2 separate regions of the Mus musculus genome follow, and region 2 is linked to region 1. The links are chromatin loops, found by intact Hi-C in ENCODE. Cell type or tissue: left cerebral cortex. All regions are shown on one strand. Each heading gives the region's core, and the rest is flanking DNA. Links, peaks and the distances in the headings are about the cores only.

What was found. Hi-C counts contacts between places; a loop is a spot of excess contacts. Peaks named below come from ENCODE experiments on the same cell type or tissue, not always from the same donor. Only the 100,000 strongest peaks of a DNase experiment are listed, where the experiment ranks them.
Region 2: it touches region 1 in a loop (11-fold over the local background); 19 of 42 quality-filtered maps call a loop at or near these places.

Annotation. Positions count from the first base shown.
Region 1 is chr6:122,296,800-122,313,368 of GRCm38, reverse strand. It overlaps M6pr (mannose-6-phosphate receptor, cation dependent), which reads right to left and starts at 4,649. Exons shown (of 7, transcript NM_010749.7): 1 at 4,203-4,649; 2 at 956-1,135; 3 at 1-110. The coding sequence starts at 1,134. It also overlaps the pseudogene Gm6637. In left cerebral cortex, for the core only: CTCF peaks have their summits at 8,660 and 8,873 (motif pointing right); a DNase peak (open chromatin) is centred at 8,881.
Region 2 is chr6:121,553,430-121,569,998 of GRCm38, reverse strand. No RefSeq gene overlaps it. Among named protein-coding and RNA genes, the nearest start is that of A2m, 74 kb to the left of the region's middle. In left cerebral cortex, for the core only: a CTCF peak has its summit at 8,904; DNase peaks (open chromatin) are centred at 8,889 and 9,463.

The sequences.
Region 1 (16,569 bases), core at 7,660-10,159:
TTTTGTTGATCTGGACCAGGCCTGCTCCAGAGGAGTGGTTGCTAGCTTCCCGGCATACTCTGAATATGTAGCTGTATGTGTCTGAGCCCTGGCCCACAGTACTCTCAAAACTATACAAGAAAAGGAGGAAGAGAAAAAGAACAGGATTACTAGTTACCATGCTCAGGAAAGCAGTCTCCCTCCTCCTATCAAAGGCATAACATCATTGAATTATGAGTTATTTGTGGCCCCATAGACTGTCCTACTTGTTGATAATAAGTTCAAACATACCATCCAAGACAGCAATACCCATTCTAGCTACATAAAAGTGTTAGCTGTTTCCCCACAGCAAGGGTTTGTCTGTTTTCATGGGATAGTCCTATGTTTAAAGATCATTTTCATGTTTATCTGAAGATTCCCTGACACAGAGGAAGACATACTTAGACATGCATATGTTTACATGTGTCTGTTTGAGGTTTCTAAAGTCTTATATGAAGCCATCAAGTAATGTTCCAATTTCTACAAGCTGGTGTTTTAGACCCTGTCTTTAGAAACTGATACTTTTCTGTGAAAGAGAAGAAAAACATACATAGTATCATGGCTGTGAACTTGGTATCAAAGAAGGGGATGTATTACAGCCAAATAAAACTAAGAGTTGCTAAAGTTCACATTAGAGCCTGTACCGCACCCCTTCCACATTAAACCTAAAGTAAACTCATGAAAGAGAAAAGACCCTTAGACCCTTAGATAGTTTCTTCCCTCTCAGGTTCTTTTTTTTTTTTTTTTAAAGATTTATTTATTATATGTAAGCATACTGTAGCTGTTTTCAGACACCCTAGAAGAGGGCATCAGATCTCATTACAGATGGTTGTGAGCCACCATGTGGTTGCTGGGATTTGAACTCAGGACCTTCGGAAGAGCAGTCATTGCTCTTAACCGCTGAGGCATCTCTCCAGCCCCCCATTGGGTTCTTTACCTTTTGTTAAACAGTGGCCGTAACCTCTCCAGGAGAGCCACCTCGTTCTTTGACTCCTTATCCTTCTCTCCTACCAGGTCACACGATTTTTCTTCTATCTGCCAGGATTCTCTCACAGCCACAGCCAGGAGTAGCAACAATAACAGTTCAGTCCTCCAGCAGCCAGAGAAGGGGAACATTCTTTTGGAAGAGTGTGTTGAAGGTGAAGGCAGGATCAGGAGAGAAACAAAACAGATCAATCACACAACTGTGCAAAAAATAATGGCATTTTGACTCTGCAAAAAGCATGACTGCTTCAAAACAAACGGGGGCTCAGTGTAGAGCCAAATGCCTTTAATCTCCACACTCAGAGGCAGATGCAGATGGACCTCTGTGAATTTGAGGCCAGCAAGAGATACTTGGTGAGACAACCTGTCTCAAAAACCTCTAAAACCCAAAACCCAGCGAAACAAATGGGGGAGGGGGATGTTAAGAGGAAGAAAATATAAGCCAGGGTGCACCCATCTTTGCATTGTTACTGTTTGATGAATTTATGTTGTAGTATCCCATTTTTCAAAGTCAAATACTAGTTTATAAATAAAGCCTAAGTCAGTGGCCTTCCCTGGAACATCCCATCATGGTTTACACAGATCCTAGCTTGAAGTTATTATGAAAAATGTAAGGAAGAGAGAGAAGCTTGACTTTGCTGGGCCCTAACATATCAGTAGGGAACATCCAACAATCTTTCTTCACATTCACTGGAAGCATGTGGAATGTGGGTGAAGCAGCCATAGTACCTTAACTCACCTCAATTACTTATGTGCCATTTCTCTGGGGAAAAAAAAAAAAAAATCACCCAATCACAGAAGAAAACTCACTGGGTCAAAAGGAGTGACCAGAAGTCTTCCTAAATCTACCTCGCCCCTTCAAGTCACAAATCTTAAGGCCAGCTAAACTTTCAGTAAGATGGCTGTCTTTTTACACTCTAAAGTTCTGAGTTCACTTTCTGTTTGTATTATTCTAACAGGCCCATCCAAACTATGGCCCATTGGACACATATATCCCCTGATACCTGTGAATGCAGCCCAACATATTCGTGGATGACAATGTTCTATTTCAATGTTGAAAAGCTGGCTACCTTCATAGTTAGGCCATAGTGACTGATGCTTGCACAAGGCTTCTACTAGTATCTATTAGTAACCCTTCAGGCCATTGACATTGTTTATTTTATAATGGTTTTACTCTTTTTTTGACAGTTAACTCTTCCAGACATTCTCCACAAGAGAGTGAAAGCTCTAACCCTGTGCTCTAAATTCATTTCCCTTTCTCCCTGAAAGGTACATCTGAGTTTCCATTTCCCATATGCAGGGAGGGTAACACACTTACCCATACTCCCCCGCCCCCCACATCAACTCACCAATACAAACATTTACAAGGCATTTATTTCCACCCAGTAATCACACGTAGCCAAGAGGTCAAAGGCACTCCTAACTCATCTCAGATAGGACATTACAGAACATGTGCAGCAGAGGGACAGCCTTCAGCCAGGCACTCTCTGAAATGCTACCAGACATTAACTAGTCAATCCTCTCCAAACCATGTATTAAACTTAACGGTCTCTGTTTCACAAGTAAAAATTACAGGACAAACAGAACAAATGCCACTGACACAGCTAATGGAGTAAGATGGATGGCTCCAGAGTCATCTATCCAGAAGGGAGCCAACCCAGAGCTGCCTTTCTCCTTTTTAAAACAGACCAGGAAGTTGGAAGTTAACTGTAACAAGGAGCCCAGGTTTAAGCTCTCCCCTCCCCTGAGCTCAGCTATTGCTCAACCGGTCACCTCACCTAGAGCTCCTCTGTTAACCTACTCGGTGCCATTTTCTGCAAGTTCTCTCAGGATTTAATTTAAAAAAAGTAACATTCTGGGCTCTGAGGCGCTTGCTCCCCAGGACATATCCTGGAGGGATGCTCTCACAGAATGAATGCTGTGCACTCTGGCCTCCAAGTTATTTCCTCATTTGTTAACTGTTGCTGCTTTCTCTTCCCAAATTAGGGCAAAGAATTTCACAAAATTGGGACAGGATGAAAAAATTAAAACAAGCCACGGTAGGCACTGGATGAGTGGAACTGTTTGTCATTTGCTTAAACGTTCAAAAAGTTAGTAGAAGAATAACTTTACACTTCTCCCAGCTTAAGATTTGAGTCTAATTTTGAGCTGCTTCTCCTTGATTCAGTGTGGTGTATGTTTGAAATGCTATGCCTGCATTGTGTTAGTTACACAGCCTAGAAAAGATGAGGGGTCTGACGCTTAGAGTTGCTCACTGAGTTACTTGTCCTAGGCTACACAAATATTAAATCAACCTGGATGACTTAATGCCATGAAGGCATTTGTGGTCAAACTTCTGATAAATACAGGCCCAAATAGAGAGCAGGATAAAACTGAAAGCTGGGCAGTTCCTATTTAGCATGGTCCAAAGAGATCCCCAGAGTGCAAGCACTTATAACTCTCAGACGCTGTAAAACAGGATCTTAGGCTCTTGAGAATTCCCCTTTCTTATTCTATAGAGACAGATCTAGTGGCAATGCTGAAACATTCTCTATAGGACGCCGAGTGACTAAGTTAGGGGTTGGGAAACTGCTGACCTCATTCAGCCCTGCACGCATTTTTCCACTCATGGCCGTTTTCCATTTTCTAATGGAGGGCTTTATTTTCTTCCTCCTGGTTCATTGCAGCCAACACGTTTAAGATCAGTCTCAACTGGCAGAAAGGCCCAATGTTTAAAGTGCCCCAAGGAGGTAGTTCTGTGCTTCAAAGTCTCCACAGAAACACAAGACACTCTTGTCACTCTTTTCCACACCATGCTAACAGACCTTCCTCGAACTTCTTCCAGGAGTCTGGAAATTCTCGCCTTCTATCTACTCAAAGTCATACCTTACCCCCAAATGACGCCATGACGCCACTTTACTCCCACGATACAGGTCAAAATTCTCTCTACAAGAATCCAGTTAACACTTCACACATGAGCACTTTCCTTTTCCAACCTTCAAAACATCTCAAATCCCTCTCTGATCTTGGAACTCCTCTTCCTCACTCCTAGAAGTCTGGCGTTCTCCGTTCTCATGCCTTTTGCCTCAAGTCCTCCCTAGGGCTCCCTAGCAGGATCTCCAGCCAGAACCACGGCCAAGCGAGAGTCCTGGTCCGCACCTCCTTCAGTACAGAGGTGTGCGAGGACCCCAGCCCGCTTCCTCCACGCCCCCAACACTCACGTGTCACGGGAAAACAGAGCAACCGCGGCTCAGAAGCCCCCAAGAATGTGTCTCTGAGGTTGGAAGACGCGTCCGGAGATCAGGGGTGCGGGGGCGCAGACCCCAGTCCCTCGATTCCTCTCTGAAGCCAGCGCTTCCCTAGGCGCCTCAATGCGCCCCGCTCCAGAAGCCGGAAACAGGAAGCAGCGAGAGCCTGCTGAGCAACTGCTCCTCCCACTAGACTCCGCGGCGTGTGACCGCAGAACCTTGGTTCCCTGGTCTCTCTTTTGGACGCTGATTGGTCAGCAGCCTAGTTCGCTGTTCCCCGGTCCCATCAACTCCAATCACTCGGAGATTGTCAAGATCAGTTTCTTCTTTTCGGGTCGCCTTTCTACCAATGAGGTTCGAGCTCCGCCTCCAGGGACTCTGGGCGGGCGCTCCTCATCCACGCGGGGTCATGCGCCAGGTGTCCCAATAGGTCTGAAGACAGTACGTGAGGGCGATCTGTGGAACTACAAAGAGTGTCGCTCCTTGGGCTTGCTGGGAGTTGTAGTTCCCTCGCCCGAAGCTCTCTGGGAGTTGTAGTTTCTAGGACTCTTCTGCTACCTTGGTGGCCTCTGTGAGGCGCTGTTTAGCCATCAGTCGGCTGGGCTCGCTTCTGGTTTGCAGTTGACTCTGCTACCCAGACAGTGGAATGTTATAGGTCCTGCCTGTCTTGATTTTCTTTGTTCAGAATTTTCTAATTCTTTCGGGACATAACTATTGTTACTGTTACCTGGGCAATGAATTTTCCTATTGTGGCATCTTGCTAGATAAGCATACTGTCAAAGGCATATATCAAAGGCGCCTGCCCTATGTGTGCCGGCCCTCTAGCCTGTACTTCAGTTTGGGGGGACCCGTGTCTTTGTGCCTTTGGTAAGGTCATTTGAAGACTCCTTGGATTTATTATCCACTTCTCAAGCCCTAGTTGTTCTTAGAGCTTGGTTTGAAACAATTGCGGCTTCCTGGATTCGCTCTCCAGGTTACTCATTTCTTCCTCTGAAGTTTCTTTTGGCTTTAGCTGCTCATGCCCCTTTTACTCTCACGTGCTTTTGCATGCACCTCCCTCACTCTGCTTAGATAGGGATTCATGTCAGAGGTAGAACTGTGCTTAAACTGCTAACACCGTAGTGTCCTATACTTTTTAAAAAAGTTAACTTAAAAGTTTTAATACATTTTAATTAAAGTATAATTACTTCCCCTTCTTCTGACTTTTTCCTTCTTCCATTTCTTTCGAAGGCCCCTTCACCCAGCTCTCCCCATGTCCCCCACTCAGACTGATGGTCTCATCTTCTTTAATTGTTATAGTTACAAATATTTGCATAGATACACTACAACCTGCTGAATCTGTTTATGTTTGTATGTACATGATTTCAAGGATGATCACTTTGTATGGCATAGCCTCACTTCTCTGTTAGCATATTGATATCGCCATTGTTTAGATCTTGTTTTTGCCACCATTTCTATGAGACTGTTTCACACCAGACATCCTGGTATTGCAGCTCTTACGGTTTTTCCAGCCCCCCTCTTTTTTTATGTGTCCTGAGTCATAGATGCAGGAGCTGTGATGTAGAGGTAGCCACTGTGGCTAGGCCCCTCACCACCTGCTGATCTCTGCACCGTGTCCTGTCATGGTTTTCTGTGATGGTCTGTAGTGAGAATTTTGGAATTTTGGCTTCTTTAACACAGAAAACAATTTTAAGAACATATTTCCATTTTGATCCCAGGTGTGGGATTTGGGGCTGCTTCAGATTGTCCACAACAGCTGGCTATGATATTTGCCTTGTGCTCTGACAGGGGACGTGGTTTTTGCTAGTCCCTGCTAGAGCACAAGGCAAATATGTTTGATAGTTTCTGTGGTGGTATTTGGAATTCTGAGAACTTTTCAGAGGGTATGTGCAGAGAGGCAGGGGTGGTTGTTGATCATTGGGGGTGGTGGTGGTGGTTACGGTTTGTTAGTAGTTGTGCTCAAAGAAGAAACAAGAAGGGAAATTAGATTTCAGAGATCTCATTCCTTTCCTCTCTCCCCTCTATCCTTTTTTTCCCTCCTATCTATATTAGGATGTTGAAGGAGTGGAAGAGAGGGAGAGAAGGGTGGAGGAAAGAAGAACCCACAAAGTCGCAAAGACCAGCTACAATGGTCTCCATTTGCTGTAAACAAATGCTTATTTGATATATGGTGAAATTACACTTATCTGTGGGCCTAAGGATATGATTTCGAATGCAGTTAGGAATTATGCTGACCTTGCAAATTGGTAGTACATTTTCTTCTAAGATCCTACCAGCCCTGGGAAGTTAGATTTCTAGTACCAGGTATAATTTTCCTCCTGCTGAGTGGGCCTTAAGTCCAACCAGACAGCCGCTGGTTACCACCAACATATGAGGGACATCTACTGTACCTTTATGGATGTCTTGCTATGCTGGCCATTGCGATTTATAGGTACCACAGCTGGGTAGGACTATGAATTGCCCCTTCTCTGGCACCTTGTAGAGTATTTTCTGGTACCTTGGAAGCTATACTGCAGGAATGCGGCTTTCGGGTTAGATCGAGCTCATACAGTCTGAGCCCTGTATCCTAGATGTGCTGTGTCTTCAGCAAGAGGAGCTTACCTTTGACCTCTGAGAGGCAACCGAAGGCAGTAGCCATTGTCTATGTTGCTTTAAGGGTCACTTGGACTGCCCTGACCAACCATTTTAGAGACATCGCATGCTTTCCACTGGGGGTTTTGTTAGTCTGTGGTTCTTGTGGGAAGCGTGTTCAGCTCAAGTGGCATAACTTTCATATACATAGTGTGATATATGTATATATATATATATATATATATATATATTATTTGTGAATGTGTGTGTGCATTGTGTATAATTTTAGGTAAATATTAAATAATAAGATTACATGAGGGTTTATCAGAAAGCCTTGGTGTTATTTGTCCCTCCTCCTTCTGTGCTGCCCTCCTTTCCCTCTGGTCTCATAGCTTGAATCATAGAGTGCATAGCAGCAGTTCGTGTCTGGCAGCGTCTTGACCACAGTGGTTAGGGGTTGTCCACAGTCTGCCCCACATCTCCTGCCAGGATCTCCTTGCCTTCCTCCAGGATGATGTTCTTCTTGTCCTCACTCAGGCAAAAGAGCACCGCCTTCTTGCGTTTCTTCACTTCTGGTGTTGAAGATTTGCGAACTTTCATGTCATTGAACACCTTGAAGACAGTCAGAGCAGAGGCCATGGTTCCGGAAATGAAAGGGAGACAGAAAGAGCCACTGAAGACCTGAGCCCCTGCAGCTGCTGGGATCTGGCTGAACCTGATTTCTGTGTTGTTGCTTGTTTTGTTTTTACTTTTCAAGACACGGTTTCCCGGCCGGGCATGGTGGCGTACGCCTTTAATCCCAGCACTCGGGAGGCAGAGGCAGGTGGATTTCTGAGTTTGAGGCCAGCCTGGTCTACAAAGTGAGTTCCAGGACAGCCAGGGCTATACAGAAAAACCCTGTCTCAAAAACAAAAACAAAAACAAAAACAAACAAAAACCACGGTTTCCCTATGTAGCTTTTGTCGTCTTGGAACTCACTCTGTAGATCCGGCTGGCCTCAAACGCATAGATAATTTCCTGCCTCTGCCTCTCAAGTACTGGGATTAAAGGCATGCATTATAAACAGCCACGCTCCTCCCCTTCTTTCCACTTCTATCTCCTGAAATGTTCCTTGAGGCAGGGCTTGACAAAGATGTCCCACTTGTTACCGGGCATTCAGTCACTTATTCGGTCTTAGCATTTTGAATAGTTACGAGTCTCTGCATTGACCTCTACTACCTGCAACAGGAAGCTTCTTTGACTAAGGCTGGGAACAGCTCAGATCTGTGAATCGAAACATAACTATTTAGAAGGCAGTTTGGCAGCGCTACCATTTAGCAAAACAATATCATCAGATTCTCCCCTGCGGCCTATTCTTTCCCCAGCCTGGGGTTTCGGTACAGACGTCAATATCCTCCTGTAGGAAGTCCTCAGATCCAGTCAAGAGAGCAGCTGTTACACCAGTCAACAGTTTTGTTGCATAATGTGTTCCTTAGATTTGTAACGTTTTCTTCAAATGGAAACATTTCTTCCAGGAGGTACTAGAAGACAGAGGGGGCCTCAGGAGGTAAGCAGAAGGTCACATGACCTAAATAACACAAGCGTGGAAGAGTCACTGGGGCCCATGTCAACAGTGAAGAAGAGAGTAGAGAGTTGCTGGGGTGGAGCCTCTGACTGCCCAAACCAAGGTCAGAAGGAGAGGAATAGGTAGAGAGCTCTGGGCTGTAGTTTTCAGGAGTCATCACCTATGTTGGGGTAGGCTTTCTGGTGACACGGCTGCCTTTGAATCATCCCTACTCCTTGTAAGGGACCCCTCTCCCACATTCCTGCTAGTGACCCTCATTGGTTCACCATATTGGACCTCGGTGCCAGTACTTACATGGGTCTTCCACAGGCTCCCTTTCTGGGGTGAGCCAATGTGTATGTGTGTCGCGACTGCTCAGGAAAAGTCTGCCATGAACCATGAACCCAGTGGCACATCTTGCCTGCTAGATCAGTAAGTAGTTCAGCAAGCAGGGCCCAGAGCTGAGTGAAATCAAAGATCAATTTCCCTCATCAGTCTTGCAGAGCGCCTTCCAGCACTATGAATGCTAGCCAGCAGGGGGCGCCTGCTCAGTTCAAGATCAAGTTCTTGGTATCTTGCTAACTAAATGAGCCGTCTTCTTTCCTAATAGAGACTTACCCATTTAGTTATGGTGAGCATCCAAGAGCAATAATAACCTACATTGTATTAGGTGCCCCTGGAGCCCTACTGACCGATAACTCATATGGAAGCAACTCATGCCTGGCATCAAAATTTTAATTTTAGAACTCATGTTTTCTGAAGGCAGCATTGCCCACCATAGAGGACACATCTGTTCAAACTCCTTTAAATATATGTTTTTAATTAGCTTACCAACTACTGGGGTTTTTTAAGTCTCAGTATACATCCTGAGTTTTGGTCTATCCCTCCCCACCCCTCCTTTCTCTAGCCCCTTGTCTCATCTGTTTTTAAACCCTGCTCCCAGGGTTCCCACCGGCTTCGTTGATTACTTCCAGTTCCACTTCAGAAATTTGGCTTCTAGGCCATTGTCTGAAGGAGCATTGGGCTGCACAGAGGGGATCGTGTTGGTAACAGGATCCTGCGTGAGCAGGTTGGGTGACCAGTCTTCTGTGGGAATGGAAGCAGGGCGGACTCTCCCCAGTCCAGGGTTTCTGTGCCCAGTCCAAGGGCTTTGCATGTTTGAATTTCTGCCTCACAGAACAGACTTCAAGGTCCCTGACGTAGATAAAGGCTGTCCAGCGGCTGGGGAGCTGTGTTGAGAGTGGTCCTTCAACTTCTCGACACTTCACTGTGGCTGTGTTTCGGCGGCCGACACATCCTTCCTGAACTCCACTTCTGCTCTGCCTAGGGGTTTTTGGAAACCAGTACTTTCTTGTTATGCATGTATTTAACTTAACCACTTCGAGGTGGATTTTAATTTTGATGTTTATCGATGTCTGTCAAACTGATAACATTGAACATATTTCAAAGGCTAAATACATTTTTGGTCTCTGCAACTTTCACTTTTACTAATTTAAACACGTGTGGGAAGTGTAAGAAGGAGCACAAAGGAGCTGGATCCCAGCGCTGGAGGAGCTGAGGCAGGAGGATTGCAAATTCAAAGGAGTGCTTGGTCCACACAGTGAGACCCTGTCTCCAAAAAAAGTACTCTATTTGAGTTCTCTTTTTTTCTTGCTCCCTTCCACATTAATTGATTTTTGAACAATTTAATGCTTACTGCCTTCATTACCATTAAACATAACAGAGTGTATTTCCTAAGAACAATACATTTTTTGTAATAATAGTATAATTATCAAAATCAGGAGCTATAAGATGAACTCAGTATTATTATTATCTAGTCTTCAGTGTCATGCATAATATCAACAGTTGTTCCAATAAACATTCCTTTCCATTGCTTCCCAGGCCCCAGCTATAGGAGCCGAGTGAGAGACAGGGTGCAATTGGTTGTCTTATTTGACCTTTGAACTTTGAGAATATTGGTCAGTTACAGACTGTCTCACTTTACCTTTTTTTTTCCCGTAAGGACTTGTTTTCTAGTAAGATGATCAACTACTGAAAGATAAGTGGTTCTTTATATACTGAAATAGTGATTCGACAGTTGTTATGACCTCAGAGGCTGAGGAAACAACTCAAAAATGTAAGGTTAACACTTCCTCACCACAGGTCAGAGACTCAGACTTCTTGGCCAGGGTGTGGTTTCTGCCACAGAAGCATGTAGCATATGGAGGGGCAGAGACATTGCTTCGGAGGGCATAGGATACTGCTAAGAACAAATGGGTGTCTCCTTTGTCCTTTTGATTCTCCCACATCATTTTAGAAAAATATTTTTTTCCCACGTGTATGAATGTTTTGCCTGTATGTGTGTATATGTGCTGTGTTTGTGCCTGGTGCCCAAGGAGGCCAGAGCGGGGCGCTGTATACCCTGGATCCAGAGTTATAGGCAGCTGTAAGCCATAGATGTGGGTGTTGGAAACTGAACCCCCGTCCTCTATAAAAGCAGCAAGAACTCCTAACCATTTAACAGTCTCTCTACCCTGACTGCTCCCTCCCATCCTTAAAGTACAGAGAAACCCTGTCTCAAAAAATCAAAATAAAACAAACAAACAAACAAAAAACCACTATGTGTTTATTTTGTATCTTTTTAAAGACAAGATCTCAGTATGTTTCCCTGGCTGGCCTGGGACTCAAATGAATCTGCCTTCCTCTGCCTCCTGTGTGCTGGAATGAAATGTGTGAGGGCAATCAACCATTGTTAGGAGACTCCAAGATCAGGGGAGGGGGCTTCCTTTCTACGCTGGACTGGACACAAACCACACTCAAACACCTGTCTTCACAGAGAGAGCCTTTATTAAGCAGGGAAGCACAGTTACAGTGGCTGCTTTCTGACTCAGACAGGAAAACAGCAGCAAATGACCTTTCAGTTGAATTTTGTTTTTTTTTTTTTTTTTGTTTTTTGTTTTTTGTTTTTTTGTTTTTTCGAGACAGGGTTTCTCTGTGTAGCGCTGCCTGTCCTGGAACTCACTCTGTAGACCAGGCTAGCCTCAAACTCAGAAATCCACCGGCCTCTGCCTCCCAAGTGCTGGGATTAAAGGCATGCGCCACCACTGCACGGACTCAGTTGAAATTTTTAAGAAGAGAAAAGGGGGAGGGTTGCGTTAGGATGGGCTAGGAAGCAGTGGTATATTTTGTTTGAGCATATTAATTAGGTCAACCAAAGGGGACTTTTGATTGCTGGACTTCAATACTTTGAGAACTAGGCCTTGGTAGTCAGCCTCAGGAGGAGGAACTGGCCAAATAAGAGAATAGACCTTGCTGGCTAGCTTTAGGAATATAATCTAAAGGGTAAGGCAGAGGGAGTGGGGAAGAAAGGCCAGGCTTGCCAGAGCTGTGCTGGCCAGAGTCCCTTCAACCATGTCTGGCCTAGATCTTGTATTTTAAGTCAAGCTGAAATGTCCATCAAGATCCTAATGCATAAGGAATCTTTAGTTAACTATAAACACATTACTCTCTTGCTATGGAAGTAGATCTTAGGCTTTTGTTTTGTTTTGAACAAACGTCAGTTACAGTGCACTTAGCTCTTACCATGACATCCTTTACCAAGCTCAAGTGTTGCAAACTGTTTACAACACTGTAACCATTGTCTAATTGTGTCAAACAGTTGTGGGAGAACAATTTTTGACCTTGCTGACTTAGTTTTGGTTCTGTTGTTGCGATAAAATACCTTATGAAAACCAACTTAGGAGAGAAAGGGTTTAAAGAAAGGTAAAATAAATACAATTCCTGATTCCCGTCCATCATTGCAGTGAGGTCAAGGCAGCAGGAACTGGAAGCAGCCTGTCACACCCCGAGTCAAGATAAAGGATGAAGTGTATGTGTACTTGTGTGTGCTCTGCTCACTCAGCACTCTTACACAGTTTAGGATGGTGAGGGCCCACGGCATGGGGTTGCCCAAAGGGCAGATCTCCCCAACTCTATTAAAGCAATAAAGGTAATTGCACAGACATGCTCACAGGCCAACCCAGTCTAGACTGTCCTGCATTGAGACCATCTTCCCAGGTGATTCTAAACTGTGTCAGACTGACCAAACTTCACATCTTTTCTCATCTAAAGGCAGTTTCCTTTTTCTTTAATCTTCTTGGTCCAAAATACAATTTATATCTGTTTCTAGGGGTCTTTAGTGGGTTGTTTTCTTTACCGATTAAAGAAGTAAAAGGCAGGGGGAAAGTGAAGGGGGATCTCGACCACACAGGAAGAAACAACAGATGAAAAACATTTCTTTTTAAAAGTTAATTAATGTTTATTTTGTGTGCATTGGTGTTTTGCCTGCACATAGCAGAAGGGTGTAGGATCTCCTGGACCTGGCGTTACAGACAGAGGTGAGGTGCCAGGTGCCCTGTGGGTGCTAGGAATTGAACGTGGCTTCTCTGGAAGAGTAGCCAGTGCTTTTAACTGCTGAGCCAACTTTCTCCCCCTACCCCAATACTTTAATTTAAAGTAAAGAAGCTGGGTTGGACAGATGGCTCAGAGATTAAGAATGCTTACTGGCTGGGCTATGGTGACTCGTACTTTGAATCCCAGCACTCAAGAGGCCGAGGCAGGCAGATCTCTGCATCTGAAGGCCAACCTGGTCTACAGAGCTAGTTCCAGGACAGCTAAAGCTACCCAGACAAACACTGTCAACAGAAAAAGAAGAAAGAAAGAAAGAAAGGAAGAAAGAAAGAAAGAAAGAAAGAGAGAGAGAGAAAGACAGGAAGAAAGAAAGAGAGAGAGAAAGGAAGAAAAAAAGAAAGAAGGAAAGAAAGAAAGAAAGAGAGAAAGAAAGAGAGAAAGAAAGGAAGAGAGAAAGAAAGGAAGAGAGAAAGAAAGGAAGAGAGAAAGAAAGGAAGAGAGAAAGAAAGGAAGAGAGAGAAAGACAAGAATGATAAGTTATCTCTGAGGACGAAATGATTGGTGCTGAGACTGAGACAGGAAGAAGTGGAGCCAGGAGCAGGGAAAGTGGGGGTTGTGGGTGAGGGGTGAGGGCAGGTGGTGGGGGATGGGGGAGTGGAAGAGCTCCTTTTCCCTATCTTCTCTCTGCAGACAATTACATGAGCCAGTTCAAGCCAAGTATAATTCAGCACTGGCCAGTTTAGACCGGGAAAGCTGATAAGCCCACAACTTTGAGGGATCAGGTTGAGGTCAGCCCTTGAGTTTATCCAGCTAGTTAGTCTTTCCTGGTTAGCTGGCAGGAGTCCCCTCCTGGCAGAGTGGGGGAAAAATTAGTCTGCTAGGCTGTTATGTCTGGTCAGGAGGCCAGGAAGAAGCCAGAAGTTTGCCAACTTTATTATCTTCCTGTGGCCCATTTCCCCGTCTGTCAAGGCCTGATGTAACTTCTTGTTTCTCCTGTATTTTCCTATTAGATGTTTCTCCATTGTTTTATTGTCCCTCCCCCCCGCCCCCCCAGACAGGGTTTCTCTGTGTAGCTCTGGCTGTCCTGGAACTCACTTTGTAGACCAGGCTGGCCTCGAATTCAGAAATCCACCTGCCTCTGCCTCCCAAGTGCTGGGATTAAAGGCGTGCACCACCACGCCGGCTTTCTTTCTTTCTTTCTTTCTTTCTTTCTTTCTTTCTTTCTTTCTTTCTTTCTTTCTTTCTTTCTTTCTTTCTTTTTTATCAACTAAACAGGGCCTGGAGAGATGGCTCAGTGGTTAAGAGCACTGACTGCTCTTCCAGAGGTCCTGAGTTCAATTTCCAGCAGCCACATGGTGGCTCACGACCATCCGTAATGGAATCTGATGCCCTCCTCCGGTGTGTCTGAAGACATCTACAGTGTACTCACATACATAAAATAAATAAATAAGTCTTTTAAAAACAATCAACTAAACAATTGCATTTTTAATGAATACTCAGGAAATTGCATTGTAGAATTTTGTTGTTATCCCCAAATATAAATTATATTCATAACATAATGAAACACGTTAGGATTATTTCCAAATTCCAAGATGTCCTTGAACAGAAACAGCACCTTAAAATGTTTACGTACACATACATACTAACACACACATGCCTCACACCTTAAAAACCACGTGTATGATACTCTGTAACCTTAAAAGTGGACTTATTATTATTTAAGTTGCTTTTGAGATATAAGATGATATGGACAAGGGACCGGATCACTGGCTGCTCTTCCAACCACGGTTCAAATCCCAGCACCCACATGGCAGCTCACAGCTGTCTGTAACTCCAGTTCCAGGACATCCATCACCCGCATACAGACATATGTGCTGGAAACCCACCAATACGAATACAATAAAAATAAATCATTTTTAAGAAAGATGATATGGACAGGTCTCAATAAGACCCTTACAAACACAGCCGCAGCAGGTAAACAAACAAATAATACATAGCGGGACACTGGTAGAGCACTGGGTGAAGGTTTTGGAATCTTCCACAAGACTTTTGAAAGTAGGTTGTATGGGGCGTTTAGACAAGGCAGAGAAGGGTTGCTACATGGGTGGTCCTACCCTTTATAAGTTTGTGAATTGCTTTTAGCTGAGAGCAGCGGTATAGGTGTATGTGTGTGTGTGTGTGTGTGTGTGTGTGTGTGTGTGTGTGTGTGTGTGTCAGGGGTGGGGTGGGGTGTGGGGTGTGGGATGTGGGCGTGGGAGGCTGGTCTACAGCTCTGGGACTGGAGGAGCAAGGACTTTAGTTGCAGAAAGGAGAGGAAGGGGAGAGAGAAACTGTGTGTTTGAGGGAGAGGGAGGGGGAGGGGGAGGGGGAGAGGGAGGTTGAGGAAGGCCAACGGTGTCACTGAAAGGGTTTTGCAGGTTAAATAAGGTAGCTTGGGACTTTGAGAATTGAATATGTTTTAAATTGAACACTATTAAAATGCAACTGTGTCTGGACAGGCTAGGGTCATAATCTGACTCCCGGAGGTGAGGTGGTGGAGCAGGGTTGCGGTAGGTTACATTAAGACATACTGAGCTGGAGGGGGATTTCTTCATAGATTGATTCATTGAGATTGGACTCAATATATATTCATTGAGATTGGACTCAAATCAGCTGCGAGGGGGATGGGGAAGAATTCATCTTTCTAGAGGAGCTGAGAAGGTAGCTATGTGCTTTTCTTCCTTTGGCCAGGAGGGGAAACTTTAAGTGGAGGCGTGGACCATTTCCCCTTGGGAAACAGGGCTAGAGGGAGGTCTTTGATGCTCGATAGGGGTGGGGTGGGGGTAGGGATGGTGTGGTGAGCTGGCAAGTGGGGCTGCGAGGGGGTAGGGGTGGTGTGCTGACAAGGAGGGGAAGAGCGGGGTTTAGCGGAGCTGGACCAGGAAAAAAAAGAATGGGAAGCCGAGAAACCGGGATGTTTTTTACAGAGAAGCTCCCAGAAGGAGAGGAAGAGGCGTGTTGAGGCAGCCCCTTCGTTAGAGCTAGAGCCGGCACTTTCGGCACTTTCGGTATCTGATCAGCGCTGGGAGACCGGCTGAGGAGGAAAGCTGTCCTCAGCTAGCAGCCTTCGGGCACGCACAAAGAAAAGCTGCAGTTAGGTGTCCTCCGGCTGCCTCTTTTTTTTTTTTTGTTTTTTTTGTTTTTGTTTTTTGTTTTTTTCCTGCTGAGGGACAAGGACTGAGCTCTGGCAAGGAAGAGTGAGCGGAGATAGGATGGAGAAGAATTAGATCTCCATTGTGTTCGTGAAAGGAAGAGACTGTAAGTGGACAGGCCAGCTAGAGGAGCGGATGGACGAGGTTGGGAAAGCCATGTATAGGATACCCCTCCGGATTTGCTTCTGTGCTGGATGAAGCTGTCTGAGTCTGGGGTTGTTTTGAGATACCATTATGAAGTCTGGTGGTCAAGTGGACAGATAGGGGTCGGGTCCAAGAGAAATTAGAGACAAAGGGCTAGCAGAGGTACCCTATTAGCATACCAAAGCATGTGCCAGGCTTCCAGGCTAATGAAATAAATACCTGTGGCTCCTCACAGCTCTGCTCACCCTGTCCCCTATTTCTGGACAGTACCTGCAAGCTTTGCAGTGAAGAGAGAGAGAGAGAGAGAGAGAGAGAGAGAGAGAGAGAGAGAGAGAATATCAGTCCGATTTAAATATCCTGTTGGGCCAGGAATTTTGAGAGTCAAACTATCCGTTCATTTATTTTCTGATAACAGTTAACTCAGCCCAGTGAGTGGTGAGTAGACAAAGCTTAAGATATTAAAGCTCTTTCCAGCGCACACATGGTTTGGTTCATAAGATGGGTTCTTCTTTTTTTTTTTTTT
Region 2 (16,569 bases), core at 8,278-10,777, 740 kb after region 1:
AGTCCACGGCTGATTCATGGATGGTGTCTGTCATCCAAGTGGAAATTTGATGGAACAGATATAGACTGTCGCTTCCTATTTGGACCAGCAGAAAAGAGGGACAACACTACATTCTTCTCAAAGCAGTTTATTCAGGAACCTTTCAACATCGTGCATGAATCTCTCTCCAGAAATCAATCTCTCCAGCAAAAAACAACAACAACCTGCCCCCAATCGCAATCCCTTATATATCCTCTCAACCATGCCCCATCAGCCCAGTCCATGTAACAGCAGTCCATTGGCCAGAATCATCACTCATCATATGGTCTGATCTTGCATCATGGTGCACGATGGATGTGGCTTATTTTCAGGTGTATGAGGAAGTCAGGTGCAAGTCATAAGACTTGGCTGCAGTCCCAGGAGCCATCTTGGGACTGCTGCCACACCTGCTCCTCACAATAGACTAGGGAAAGAAGTTAAAGTTTAGAAACTTAAAGGAAAATCTTATGTTTAGAACTTCCCCCTCAGGACCGAGCAGTGGGTAGGGACTCTTTGGCTGTTGGTTGACAGGAGTACTTATCTGGAATCTGTTTGACCCGTGTCACGTAAATCCAAGTCATGACTCCCTGAAGCTTACATGAATTTAAAGTTTACAAAAAGATAAAAGTGTGCATTACCGCTGTTTGTAATCTGTACAGAGATCCACATTGTAGAAAAAAAAAACACAAAACGAAACAGTAGACGCATGCCTTTGGATCATAATAAATGCTTTGGAACCCCCCAAATGATTTTGAGTTAAAACATTAACACATTTTACATGGCTGGATAAAGAGAGATTGGATGGAGATGATTTTAGCATGACAAGAATCACCTTTTCGTCTATATTTAGAAAACAACCAAAGGAAACTTTGAATTTTGAGCTTGTGACTATGACAATAGTCAATGCTTTCTTTGCCAGAACCATATTAATAGCTCATCAGAACACTATTGACTAATATGTTAAAACTCTGAACCTTAACATCACATATCATCTTTAAGTTGTCTTATAAAAATAATTTTAATTATTTTCTCTGATCCTTACAACTTACATATAAACCTCAACCCTTTTTTCCATTCAATCCCTTACCATGAGACATAAGAAGTTGAACAGAGTGCAGCTGTTGCAATGCAAGTTCTTTCAAGTGTGGGAATAGTAAAAGTTACACAGAAATTTGTGTGTTTGCCTTTCTCACTAGAAGACATAATAGCTCTAGGAAAAGCAAGCCCTGATTTTCATATATGAAATGCATTGATCAGGCAGCTGCTGCCAAATAAATAAAGCTACAATAAGCCATCAACACCATCAGAGATCTGAGAAGGATAAATTTTCGCAGGAAGGATAACCCAAATGGCCTCTGTATCAATAAAATGTCAGAGACTTACAAGCTTCCTGGATAGTTACTCTAGGCTCCTCCTCGGTAATCTCAAAAATCCCCAAGGGGATAGAGTGGCTTCAGTCTCCAGTGGTCACACAGGACAACATCAACTCTATGACTGCCACACAGGGTAGCATCAGACTTTGGCTGCCAAACCCACAAGATCCATGAGACTTTCCTGTGTGTCTTTGAGGAACTTGAGAGACTGGCTTACCTTGGTGAGGCAAAGGATGTCTCCGTCCAGCAGGACCTAGTTATTCCGTGGGTCAAGGAGGACTGAGGCCTGCAAGAGAAGCGGGCAGAGAAAGGGGAGCGAGACCAAGCAAAGAGTTGTCAAGGTCTGTTTAATGAAGGCAAGGAGGCTGATTATAAGCACACAGTGAGAGAAAATTGGGAGGGGTCGAGGGGGCATAATAAAATACAGAGAAAGGGATGGACATCTGGGGCGAATGCTGATTACAGGCTTCTTGTAGCTTATCTTGGAATGTCAGCCCTGAAACAGTCCCAGGCACCAAACGGAGACATGGAGGAGGAGGTGAAGCTGCCTTACTCTAAGCAGTTCTAGGCGCCAAGTGAAGGAGGGAGTGAAGCTGGCAGTCTCAGGCGCCAGGTGGAGGCAATGAAGGAGGGGGTGACATAATTCCCTTCAGAGGGTCAGCCGGATCTTTAGGGTGAGAGTAACTGCGGGACTTAGTTTTCCACAGTGTGGTCTCTCACAAAAGGGGAATATCCAATTCTTCAGTGTTCTGCTTGTTCACAGGCTTGATGGTGGGTGAGGCATGGGGAACTTGTGACCATTGGTCAGTGTTACCACAATCCATTTGGGTCATCTTCTTTGGAGAAGATTATAGGGTTGCAACTAGGAGCTGATTTTTGTCTAACACTGGAAGCCTTTTTTTACTGAATAATTTAAATGCCATACTCAGCAGGTCTCTGAAGAGTTTTTTAAGAGTATTTATTAAATACATCTGAATTTAAATAAACTTTACTTCTTTTTAGTTACTTGTTTTAGGCTTAACCTTGAGAACATGTACAGTTAAATAAATCTAACTGCTGTTAGTAAATTGCACTTGTTCTTAGCCCAACTAGAAGCACAGTTCTGAGCATGTCAAAGACTTTGATCCTGTATAAGGTGACTATTAACCCACATATCCTAATTATAGCCTTAAAAAATTACAATTCTTGAACTGTAGCTATTTTAGTGCCAAAATAAAACTTCAAATCATAAATGTAACCCACAGAGAGACTGTAAATCTTAACTTTTGATCCTTTTATAATGCATAATTACTATCACATTTTCTTGTATGTATGATTCAGCTTATCTTAATAGCTAAAGCTTAACAATGCTAGCAAACACAAGAAAGATATATAGATATAGATAGATAGATAGATAGATAGATAGATAGATAGATAGATAGATAGATATCAGTTTCTGTTAGCCTGAATACACCTTATGTATGGAGAGATATTTCATAATATTTTGCTAACTCATAAGACAGGAATATCTCAGTTTTTGGTCATAGCCATGGTCCCAACTCCTTGGCTTCTTGTCTTCTTCACTATATTTTTAATTTTTAAAATCCCTTTCCATCCTGGTTCACCCTGTTTCTCAAGCCTCTGTTATTCTTTATCTAGAAAAAATACAGCTCTCTCCCATCTTAGTCTTTCCAAAAATAGAATTAGATCTTACCTCATTAATTAAATTAAATTAAACCTCTGCTGGTATTTTAATCAGAAGATCAAGGTAGGGATGTAGTTTGTGCATAGTGACTGTCAGGTTGGCATCAAACTCTGGTCAGAGACAAGCACCCCCAAGCTAGGAGATGACATGGACTGATGTTTTTTGTTTTTGTTTGTTTGTTTGTTTGTTTGTTTGTTTGAAACAGCTGCTTTTCTGAAGCTTTCCTGGTTGGTTTGGCTTCTGGCAGCATTTTATGTCTGCTTTTTAAATGGATTTTTCAGACCCAGTCCTCTGGGTCCTGAGGTGGTGCATTCAATTAGCTCAAGTATGTATCTGGTCATAGCCTTCTATTTAAAGTGAAAACTGAAATTGGCAAAATTACTAGAAGAATTTTTGCATATATCAAACCACTAGCATTTGCAGGCTCAATGAATTTTGAAAACATTCAAGGACGAACATTTTTTTTGAACCCAGGACATTATTCTGAGATAAAGATGACATCCAGAAGACCTGTTATTTATCCATATTTTAAAATGATATAAGATACAATTTCCTAAACACTTGAAACTCAAGAAAAATGAAGACTGAAGTGTGGACACTATGCCCCTCCTTAGAAGTGGGAACAAAACACCCTTGGAAGGAGTTACAGAGACAAAGTTTGGAGCTGAGATGAAAGGATGGACCATGTAGAGACTGCCTTATCCAGGGATCCACCCCATAATCAGCATCCAAACGCTGACACCATTGCATACACTAGCAAGATTTTATCGAAAGGACCCAGATGTAGCTGTCTCTTGTGAGACTATGCCGGGGCCTAGCAAACACAGAAGTGGATGCCCACAGTCAGCTAATGGATGGATCACAGGGCTCCCAATGGAGGAGCTAGAGAAAGTACCCAAGGAGCTAAAGGGATCTGCAACCCTATAGGTGGATCAACATTATGAACTAACCAGTACCCCGGAGCTCTTGACTCTAGCTGCATATGTATCAAAAGATGGCCTAGTCGGCCATCACTGGAAAGAGAGGCCCATTGGACACACAAACTTTATATGCCCCAGAACAGGGGAACGCCAGGGCCAAAAAGGGGGAGTGGGCGGGTAGGGGAGTGGGGGTGGGTGGGTATGGGGGACTTTTGGTATAGCATTGGAAATGTAAATGAGCTAAATACCTAATAAAAAAATGGAAAGAAAAAAAAAAAGAACTATATATTGTTTCAAACTGCATCCTTACGAGGTAAGTAATGGACCATGATAAGGTTTCGCATGTAGCCCCCCACCCCCGGCCTGGATTGAAAAAAATAAAAAAAATAAAAAAAAATAAAATAAAATGAGCAAAGAGTTACTGGATACAGTAAACAAAACCTCATTTGCTTCCTCATTAGGGAATAAAAATTGTTACATCATAGCCTTTTTAGTGTTATGTACCAAAATGTTTCCCCCTCGTCTGTAACTCTTGTACTCAGGACAAGAATCACCACAAAAAAACAAAGAAACAAACAAAAACATTATGATCCAAAATATTTTGGAGACCCACTGTTATCTAAAATCACCCTTTTCTTTTAAACAAGAGTTGAATCCAAGTTGCATATGCCATATCCTGTAGTAAATTAAGATTATAGATTTTCAACCATCAACCCCCATGCCATAAGTTTTAAGTTAATATTTTGTTACAGATTTTACAGAGCTTTAGCCATACTAATAAACCTACAAATCTTGAGGTACAGAAAGTGATGAGACTATTATGTAATAGTCTTTCAAATCATTGGATAAGATTCACACTCTAGCAAGAGTTTTAGAGCTAAATAAAAATCAAAAAGTATGAGATGAATAGCAATAGTCCCCATTGGTAATAGTCTGTCTCTTTCATTTTGTTTTGCTCTCTTTTCTCAGTCACATACTGAGGTGGTCTGCCTGATATAGGATGGAGATTTTGAAGGAAACCTTTAAACAAACATGCATGGGTCTAGAGGATGGGGAACTATAACTCAACTCCAGAGCCAGATTTTTGTTGAAACAGCACAGGATAAAACAACAATTTAATATCACCCATACATAAAAACATTTGGATCCAGTGACCAGCGAAAGGGAACAAAGTAAGTTAAGAACAAAGAAGGTTTAAAGATTAGAATTTAAGATTTAAAAAGAAAAACGGTGCAGCACCACAAATACAAATAACCCAAGCAATACAAAACAGACAGAAAAATTCTACAATTTTATGGCCCAGACAAACCAAAACCAAATGAGGGCCAGCATAACCCAGGCAGTCTCTCTGACTGGGGATTCAGCACTGTATCCTGTTCTTCCATGAGTCTCACAAACGCTTACAACAGGCAGGATCATTACCTATCCCTCCAGAGGGTTTCCAATGTTACTTTTCTTACAATTTAAGCATAGATTGTAAGCATAGAGAACCTGTGCATGGCTCCCTTCTAATTCTGGGCCTGTCTGATTCCTTGACTTCCAGTACTCTGGGAGCCTCCAGGGTCCCAAGGCCAGCCAGAAAGAGAAGGTGGATCTGGCTGAAGGCCCAGATCCCAGATGAACCCCCAAAGTTATGGGTCTAGGGTTATTCAGAGACCCACCAATCTGACTATTCATATGTTTTAACAAAGAAGAGGCTTTTATTTCAGATACTGGCACCAAGTCTACTCCAGGGACTTGAGATTCCAGAATACAACATCCAGCCACCTCTGTCAGGGGTTTATAAAGGCAAAGAACACAAGGTTACAGTCTATCTAAAGAAGTGGTTCTAAACCTTCCTAATGCTGTGACCCTTTATTATATTTTGTTGCTACTTCATAACTGTGAATTTGCTAGTGTTGTGACTCATAATATAAATATCTGACTTGTATGATATCTGATATACAGCCCCTGTGAAAGAGTTGTTCAACTCCCTAAAGAGATGGAGACCCACAGGTTGAGAACCATTAGTCCAGATGGTAGCAGAAGGTCCTCTGACACAAAACATGTATTTTACAAAAGCAGAAAAAGCAGTAAAAAATTAACCCATAACAGCTTTTAACATTTGGTGATCTAAGTTTTCTTTAGACTTCTCTTAAGCACAGAGATTTAAAATTTTTAAACATAAAGTTAGCCATCACAAATTCACTGTAGAACTCAGTGTTCCCAGAGTTCTGCTAGGTCATATTGACTACTTTGTTGTTGTTGTTTTCATTTGGCTTGTGGATTGGGGCTGCCTTGTACCTAATTTCTATCAACAACAGAAAGAAAGTAGTTAATTTCAAATCTGTTTACTTCTCATTGTTGTCCAGGACCCCAGGTCTGTAGTTCATTCTTGCTTTACTTTTCTTTCTCATGTTCTAGCTAGAACATCTTATCTAGTTCTCTAAACCATACTTTTTTACTTATTCACATTACTTTTGCATGTATCTTCATTAATGTCTTAGGGTTTTACTTCTGTGAACAGATACCATGACCAAGGCAACTCTTATAAGGACAACATTTAATTGGGGCTGCCTTACAAGAGGTTCAGTCTATTATCATCAAGGGGGAAGCATGGCAGTATCCAGGCAGACATGGTGCAGGAGAAGCTCAGAGTTCTACATCTTGCTCTGAAGGCAAACAGGAGAAGACTGACGTCCAGGTAGCTAGGAAAGGATCTTAAAGCCCACACCCACAGTGACACACTTCCTGCAACAAGGCCACACCTATTCCAGCAAGCCATACCTCCTAATAGTGCCACTTCCTGGGCCAAGCATATTCAAACCACCAATTTTTTTTTGTTTAAATACACATTAATATAAAAGTTGTGTGTATTATGGAGCATACTGTGGCATTTCAATACATGTACACAGTGATCAGATGAGGACAGCTGATATATTTGTCATCTCATTAAGGTTGTATATAATATGTAGATACAACATAGTTTATTCAATCAATTGTAAATTCCAGAAAGATACTGGGATGATTACAGTATTTTCACTGTAAGATTTCTCCTTAAACTTTATTTTTAAATTATTGTACTGCAGAAATTAGTGGCATAGACACCATAATCCCAGCTACTCATGAGACAGAGGCAGGAAGATCTTGAAATCAGGTCCAGCCTATACAACACAATAAGTTTAGTTCAAAAGAAAACAATTTATATACTCACAAGAGTCCCAAAAATAATATATGGGAATTTTGGATAATTTATCAAGTTTCACTCAGTGGTAAAATTTTATCTATTTATTCATTTACTTTTTATATTTCTTTCTTTTATAAATTAATTTATTCTTCTCTTATACTTTACATCCCAACTGAAGTTTTCCCTCCCTCCATTCCTTCCAGTACCCCCACCCTACACACACACAAACCTCCCCTCTCACCGAGATTCAGTCCTCCTCCATTTCCCTTCAGAAAAGAGTGGGCCTCCCAGTGATATCAACTGAACATGGCATAACAAGAAACAATACAACTGGGCGCAAACCCTTATATCAAGGCTGGATGAGGCAACCCTGTAAAAGATAAAGAAGCCCAAGAACAGGAAAAGGAGTCAGAGATACCCCCACTCCTACCGTTAGGAGTCCCACAAGAACACTAAGCTACACAACCATAACATGTATGTGGAGGACCTAGCTCAGACCCATACTGGCCCCATGATGGCTGCATCAGTCTCTGTGAGCCCCTGTGAGCCCTGCTTAGCTGATTCTGTGGGCTGTGTTCTCATGGTGCCCAGACCCCTCTTGCCGCAGACCCTCTGGGCCCCCATACTTCCTCCTTCCCTTCCACAAGGTTTCCCAAGTTCTGCCTAATATTTGGCTGTGAGTCTCTGCATCTGCTCCGATCAGTTGCTGGATGAAGCCCCTCTGATGATGATCAGGCTAGAGAATACAGAACAAGGGGAGCACTCCTCTTTTGCTGGTGGAAGTGCAAACTTCTACAACCACTGTGACAATATTTTTATCAGAAAAGATGGGAACCTTTCACCCAGAAATCTAGTTAAAGTCTCCACAGGCTAAGGGTGGAGAATTTCAACACAACTAACAAAAACCATGGAATATTTTCTCCATAAAGACAGTATTCCTGTTTTTAAAAAGATGTTACAAATATGAATGCTAAAATAACAGAATCATGTGGAAACCCAAAGCATCTATAGCCTTGGAGTGAACCTTACTCTTTTTCTAATACAAACCTGTAAAGAGTCTCAAAGATAATATTAAGAGCTTTGTTTATAGTCAAATTTCTGCCTCAGTTTCTTTGTGACTTAGTCTAGTGAGGAGTCCTTTGACTTTTGTGATAAATGGCTTTACCTCACCCACCCATAATCCTGTGCAGTGCTCCCCAGGAGCCACCCTGTGCTATCATTTACTGAAAGAAAAGTATTTCTTAGAAGCTCTTTAAACAATATCACTTCAGGGACCATCAAAAATTTGCACATATATACATGCACACACACACACACACACACACACACACACACACACACCACAGACACATATATACCACACACACACCTGTCTAGTGTTAAGACATGTAAGCAGTTCTCTCTTGAAGAGCCAATGCCTATATGCCTATATTTTGAGTGTATACCACTCTCTTTCTAAGCATCTTTCTCTCCCCCTTAACGCTCAAGTTTACATCTGTATTAAAATTGGTTCTCTTTTTTTTCTTTAATGAATTCTAACTCAACTTGAAATCCTCGTCCTTAGTGGCGTGAAGAATTCCAGCTTCACTTGGCAGCTTAATTCCTGTTCCCATTTCCTGATGCTGCTAAGAACACAGCACTGTTAAGCCACAGACGTTCAGCTCCTAGATTTTACACAAACTCATCTGTGAATATGTGGTTGATGAAGTAGAGCTCATGTGTAGAATTGTGCAGCAGCGCCACCAACAGGTTGTAAAATGTTCCTGTCTCTCAGTGAAATTCTGCTGTACCCTTGGAAGCACTATTGACCTTGCTCATCCCTGCTGACAATCACTAATCTTCCCTGTAGTATAGCTTTGTTGCTTTGATGTCATTATATACACGGAAATGTGTGACATGACCTTTTCCACTATGCTGTTATTTTATATTGAACTAAACTTGATTTTTAAAAGACAAAGCTGTACCCAAGCTTTTACACAATTCAAGTCTGAGGATTAAGCAATGACTTTTTAGTATAATTAATCTGCTTGTACTGGGAGTTAAAGAAGTTATAATATTTTGCCCTTGTAAAAAGGGCATAGAATCCAAATCATAACTGGAATTCTCAGTGACTCAGTGCTTTCTCTTACACAATAGGGGTCTGGTCAGTTTTAAGATGGAATCCCTCCATACATGCTGCCCTTGATTCCTTTATCACCATGATTCATCAGCCCATGCAATGAGCCAGCTGGCGGCTGCAGCACTTTCATTCTTTGTCTTTGGATATTTTGATGTGGCCCTTTGAACCCCATTCAGGACCCCAGCTGCTGTTGACAAGCAAGTGGCTACCATCCTTTGAATTTGCTCACTCAGCTGTAGCCAACCACAGAACATCATGACCTAGATCCTTGCTGCTCTAGGCTGGATCATAATAAATGCCTGACTTGTTGAATTGAAGGGATACACTGCCTGTATCAATAGCAACAGTGATGGGCCCCATGGTTGCCCCTGCCATCGTGAATGCCTTTTCCCATTGGGGAATGTCCCAAATCCAGTGCTATTAACCACAGAAAACTTGGGTCTGTCTTCATAAATTTTATCCTTTCCCTTCAGGTGGCTGGAAATCCTCTGAGTTCAGGCCTTTGTTTTCTTTAATATACATGTAATAGTTCCTTGTTACTGTAGCAAATCACCTGACACAACCAACTTAAGGAAAAAATAAGAGTTTATTTAGGCTCACAGTTCCAGGGTACAGTCCATCCAGGTACTGAAGACATTGTAGCAGGAGTGAGAGGCCCCTGGTCACATTGTATCTGCAGTCAGGAAGCAGAGAGCAAATAGGAAGTGAGTGAGGATGTAAAACTTCAGAGCACATCCACAGTGGTGCACTTACTCCACCAGGTCTCCCTTACTCAGGGTTCCATGTCTTCCCAAACAGAACCACCCACTGGGGATCAAACACATGAGCCTATGGATGACATTTCACACCCAAAGCCCAATAATGAAAGGTGTGACGTGTTATTCCACCACTTAATGCCTTCCCCCAAACAACTCATGAGGTCCTACTCTCTCCACAGATCAGTCTGCCAGTTCTGTGGATGCTCTAGGCCAATGCCCCCAGACACCCTAAAAGCCCAACAACCCCACTTCTTGATTCATCACAGTAGTAACGCAGCTTGTCTTCAGTTGTGATCTTGAAGGTCATGTGTCACCCACCTCCGATCTTTAATCAGTGTGAGAGATGGTGGTAAGCAACAGTCAGGGAGGAGGTACCTCAGACCCAAAGGTGAACAGAAAGTAGGGGAGTGTTGAGAGGCCCCAGCAGAAGAAAGTCTAAATGACAGAGCACAGGAGGGAGGTTGCCACAGGGGGGTTGTGAGCAGAAGCTAATTGAGGCATGGAACTTTTCTGAGCCACCATATCTAAGGAGACAGGTAGAGACTGCAAGAACAGACAAGAAGAAATAGTAGAAGGAGTGGCCATGCAGATCGCACAGTAGTGGGCCATTTTATTTAGGTTTTAGAGGGCGCTTTTGTAGTGGCCCAGCAGATTTTGGTAAAACTGAACAATTAGATCCTGTAACCAATACAATGAGTGAGATATTTGAAGGGACTCTCATGTGGCAAGCATGGTTCTGGCAGGTCTTGCTCTTCTCTCTCATTCCCTTTGCCTTACAATAAAAAAATTAAAAAATTAAAAAAAAAAAAAAGATTACATTCCTAAAGGAAGCACCAAGGTCCCTTATTTGCTCACTTCCTCCTCCTGAGGCTGATTACCAAGGTCCGGCTATCAAATTATTGAAGTCCAGCAGTCACAAGTCCCTTTGCTCGCCTAATTAACATGTCTAATCAAAATTCAACACTTCATCCTAACATGGGGATTCCCACTTCATTTTTACAAACTGCCATTTGCCTATGGGCCATGTCTGTCTCCTCTCTATCCAGAGGCAGTTCTTTGTCCTCTGTCTCCTCTCTCCTTTCCTTCGATCCCTTCTCTTTCTCCCTTGTCCTCTGTCTCCTGTGTTTGTCTCTTATTCCCTGCTCTGTTCCTTTGTGCTGAGAACTTGGTGCTGGGGGTTCTGAGCTGATACTTTTCTTACAATAGTCTTACAAGTTACCATTGCTCGTTGTTCATTAAGGGTGATAGTGATGGACCAATGACCCCTGACCTGTGGTTCATTAACAGTTATAGTGATGGACCAATGATCCCTTGCCCTATCAGTCAATAATAGCCAATCCTTACCAAGCTCCTGTTCCATGATTAGGACCTTGTAGGGACACAGGCAGGAATGGGAGTCTCTCTGATTGCAGTGTGATTTCCGGTGAGCTTTTTCCCAGTAAAGGGAACAGGGCAGTGCAGCAGCCATGGAGCAGGCAAGCTCTTTCCCAGTGGCCCAAGTGAGTGGAGAGAATGTCACCCCTTTGTCCGAGTTACCCTGAAGTCACCCCTTTCTTTGCTGAGTTACCCTGCAGTCAGCCCTGGAATAAAGGTGCTGCTAGCATTTGCGGTTTAACCTGACCTCATTTAAATTTTGAGTTTTAAGATCCTTCTGTTATTAAAGACCTTGAAGGTTACTTTTATGTCTGAGCAGTGTGTGGGGGTCTGTCCTCTAATCCTCGAGACTTTTTTCTAATATTTGGTGCTGATTGAAAAGGATAAAGATATAATCTTCCTTTCATCACCGTCCATAGTGAGATTTGCATATTTAGTCTGCATTATTTCTAATAAGCTGGAGAAAAATAAGGCCAGATTTTCCTCAGCACCCTGGGTGTCTCTTTGGTTTTATCATAATTTAGCGACTTAAGAGGCTCCTTTTCCATTCCTGCCAGGAGGCAAGGATCATAAAGCCCTGGGAGATTACCTGAATTGGGGTGATAAAAGATTACCTGAAAAGGGTCAGTTGGTGGGGTTGCCACAACACCAGCTGAGTTATGCTCCTACCCTGAGCATGAAGAGACTCACTGTGTGCCTGAGATGCCCTGAGTATGAAGAGACTCAGTGTGTGCCTGAGATGCCCTCCAGGCTACTCACCGTCTTCGGGAAATAGAGTAAAAGTCATAGTGACACAGGTGATATGCTAGGTGGGGTCAAAGTAGGGAGCACAGAAGTCAGATAGCACCCGGGAGACAGGCAGAGAAAGACAGACAGACGATAAGCAACTTGCCATACTCCTGGCTTCTTCACCCAAGACAAAGACTCACAAGGCTTCTTTTCCCACCTTCTTGCTGCTGACTGGACCAAGCATAGGCTAGGCTGGCCCACCATGAGTCAATCAACCCATTCTCCTTCATACAAGTCGACCAACCCCAAATGGGAGAGGAGCCCACTGCAGGCCACCAAAACCTATAACAAACCCAAGCCCTTAGGTTAACAGGCTCCAGTTTCTTGATTCCCTTCCCACATGAGGATGCCTGTCTCTTTGGGTACAGTATATGTGTGTGCGCACTCCTTTACATTGAATACAACTTGTTTGCTTGTTGTGACTGAAACGTTTCCTGCCCTTTAAGCTTTAATCAGCAGAGAGAATGAACCAGACTCAGGACCTCTAGGCTACATATTTGGGAGTGGAGAATTGTCTGAGATCTCCTTTGAGGGTGACCAAGTCATTGAGGCCCACATAAACTAAGCCACATTGTAATAGGGGGGTGGCTGCTGAGCCGTCCAGGGATTCTCCCTTAATCCCAGAATGGTGAGCTCACCACCACCACCACCACCACCACCACCACCACCACCAAGAGGAGTTTTGTGAAATCCACAGGCTGATAATTGTATTGTTTTCCCTTTTCTCCGACAGGGAGAGTCCCCTTTGGATGATTTTCGCTCTAAAATCTGTGTATCAGAGACCAAGAGAATGTTTCCATATAGCCCTGGCTGAAATACCACACTGGCAACTTCCCGCTGGGACCCTTGGGGTTAATTACTGGCAGCTGGCTCTAGAGAATCTTCTCCCCATATTTATTCCCACTGAGACGCCTTTATCTTGTTAATCAGAGTCTCTAACCCTGGGAGTCCTTCAGCAATTTATCTTATCTGTGTGTCTATCGTTTATCCAAACCAGGATGAAAGGACCTGTTAACAAAGGGGTTAAAACTATCTAAGAATTCTTTAAACAGATTGAGCCATTTGCTGATCTAGACTGTAGTATGCCCCTTAACCATAAACTTGTGACTAGAGACCACATAGCTCCCCCTTCTGGCCGAAACGTGGTATGACTTGAAGCACAATTCTGGGAAAACTGACCATGGGAACTAAGGGAGATGATTCAGAGAGAATATTCTCATATGGTATTGACCCATCTGTACCATTCCCAAGTACAAAAATCAACTCAAAATGGATCAAAGACCTTAATGCAAATTCTGAAACTTTAAAGCTACTAGAAGCAATACAAAGAAAAACACTTCAAGATACAAGTAAGGAAAAAAATGTGTCAAATAAGACTCTCATAGGCCAGAAATGAAAGATGGACACGGTGAAATCGAAAAGCTTTGGCACCATAAAGGAAACAACAAGAAAGGGGAGACAGCTTACAAAATTGGAGGAAATATTTGCTAACTATTCATCTGATGAGGGACTAAATACACAAAGAACTTTTTTTTTAAATCCAATAAGCAGACAAAAAAAAAAGTTCTCAAAGAAAATATAACAGCCATTAAATATCTGAAACAATGTTAGCCATCCTTAAGCCAGGAGGGACACGCAAACTAAAGCTACAATGAGAGTCCATCTTACGCTGGAAACATGGCTACCGCAAAGAAAGCAATGGAGGTTGGGCAAGGATGTGGAGAGTTTGTTGTAGGATTGGAAAATAGTGCAGCCAATATGGAAATCAGTATGGAATCACCTCAAAAGGTTAAAGATAGAAGTACCTTATGATTGACTTGGAGGCATGCACCAAGAGGAATCAATGCCAGCCTCTCACGGAGTCATCTGCGCATGCGTGTTTAATGCAGTATTTTTCATACTAGTCAAGTTATGGACTCAGCTCAGACACCCGTCAACAGATGATGGATGAAGAAAACGATGTCTGTGTACACAACAGGGTACCAATTAGCCACGGAGAAGAAAACAATGTCATCTTCAGGAAAAATAGATGTAACTGGAGATCACCGTGTTCAATGAAATCATCCAGGACCAGAAATACAAATATCACATTAAAAATCATTTAGGAAATCTAGACTTAAAATAATAACTCTTGTAATCGGGAGTGAGTAGTGGGGGGAGACGTTTATTTGGGAAGAAGGGACCAGTGGAAAGGAGCTTAGGAGAGGCTAATGAGGGATAGACATGATCAGAGTATATGACATACATGGATGAGAATGTTTTAACATTCATTTTGTACAATGTATTTATGCTAGTAATAAATAAAGCTAATAACAATTTTAAAAGATGATAAAATACAAAACACAGCTGCTTGGGGGTCACTGTGGCTGCTCAAAGCCGGGGAGCTATACTTCCCCAACTGCTAGGATTCAAGTCAGCGAGCTCCACCTGCTACTTCCCAACATTGTCCAGTGCACCGTGCTGTTGCAAACCAATCCTAGGAAGACAGTTTGAGTGTTGGAGGACACAGGAGGCCTCTTGCCTTTTATCTCAGCAGAAACATTTGTCAATAAGGCCTTTCATCCTAAGGCCAGATGGCTTCCATCCCAGCGCCTGAGGATCTGGAGCTGGCCAAGTGACAGGAGGAGCTCTGGAAGTTTGTCTTCCACACTCAGGAGGGGGTTTCTGAGGCAGGGGAGTGGGAACATGGAACTCAGTTGTCAGTCATTGGTGAGGTCAGGGTGTGCTTTGTCTAAGTTACTCCATATTGTATAAACCAGCAAGTCTCCAGGGTATGTCTTGCCACGGGGAGACTTAGTTTTACAAGCAACACATGATTCCATTTTGAATGCAAACACAGCCAGGATGAAGACTCTCTACCTTGTTGGATACAGAATCACCATTTGGCCATCACTACCTATGAGACATGGGCTCATAATTTAACACCATGACCAAAAGCAAGTTGGAAAGGAAAGAGTTTATGTGGCTTATACTTCCATGTCATTGTTCATCATTGAGGGACGCCAGGGAAGGAACTTGGAGGTGGGAGCTTATGCAAAGACTATGGTGGTGATGGTGGTGGTGGTGGTGGTGGTGGTGGTGGTGGTGGTGGTGGTGGTGGTAGTGTGTGTCTGTGTGTCTGTATGTCTGTGTGTCTGTCTGTCTGTCTGTCTGTCTGTCTCTCTCTCTCTCTCTCTCTCTCTCTCTCTCTGTGTGTGTGTGTGTGTGTGTGTGTGTGTGTGTGTGTGTGTGTGTGTGTGTGTACGCATTCTGCTTACTAGCTTGCTCTCCATGGCTTGCTCACCTTACCTTCTGATAGGACTACCTGCTCAGGAGTGGCCCTACTCACAGTGTGTTAGGCTGTCCCCCAGCAATCACTAAGAAAATGCCCTACAGGCTTGCCTACAGCCCCATCTTATGGAGGCATCTCCTCAGTTGGGGTTCCTTCCTCTCAGATGACTCTAGCCTGTGACATAAGCACCCTTATGCAGACAACATCCAGCTGCCCAGGGCTTTGTTTTGTCTGTCTCCACTGCTGAAGAAGTTCCTCAAATGGCCATTCATTTGTCCACACGTCTGCCATCTAGACCTGCTGTCTGTCCACCCCTCCATCTGTCTGGATCCGGCCCTGCCCTTTGCCTCGATGGCCTCCACATTCTGTACCTCATTTGCATATTGGACTGCATCTGAGGCTTAGCTCAACTCTAACCTGAAATTGACTCAGCAGCAGCACCTCCTGCAGTGTCCATCAGAGAATCCCCACAGAGATTCATTCCCCTTTGAATCTCTACTAGTTTTCTGCTTGCCTCCAGTCCAGCTTCTTTTGAACTCCTCTTTAACCCTTGATAGCTCTCCTATCTCTCCTATAACCTACACACACACACACACACACACACACACCCCACTCGCATACATTTTGTATAATGTGTGACCTGAGAATTAATTGATAATTAAGGTTGGAATAAAATAGCCTGTGTTTTGCTTGGCCAGCTATCAAGGGAAATTGGGACTATTTGGCAAATTAGAGGCCATAAAACTGATGTACTTTATAAAGCTATTGCTATTTAATCTGGCAGTGTGCACACACTGTGGAAAGACATAAGCCTGTCTATGGTTTTGTCAGTGCACTGGATGACATCACCACTCAGCATGCTTCCATGGGTATCTTCAAGTACTCAGGGATAGCATACCATAGAGGGCTCCCAGGTTGCAGATGACTCCAGCCCTCTTTCTATCATCCAGCAAAGCATGTCAGTTGTTGCTTCTTTAACGAAATCTCAATTGTTAGATTTTACCATTGAAGACTCAGGAGCCAGATGTTGAGGTGAAAGCCTGCTAGCTCAGAAAGGCAGAGAAAGCACTCAGCTGACCTTCCTCCTCAGCAACATC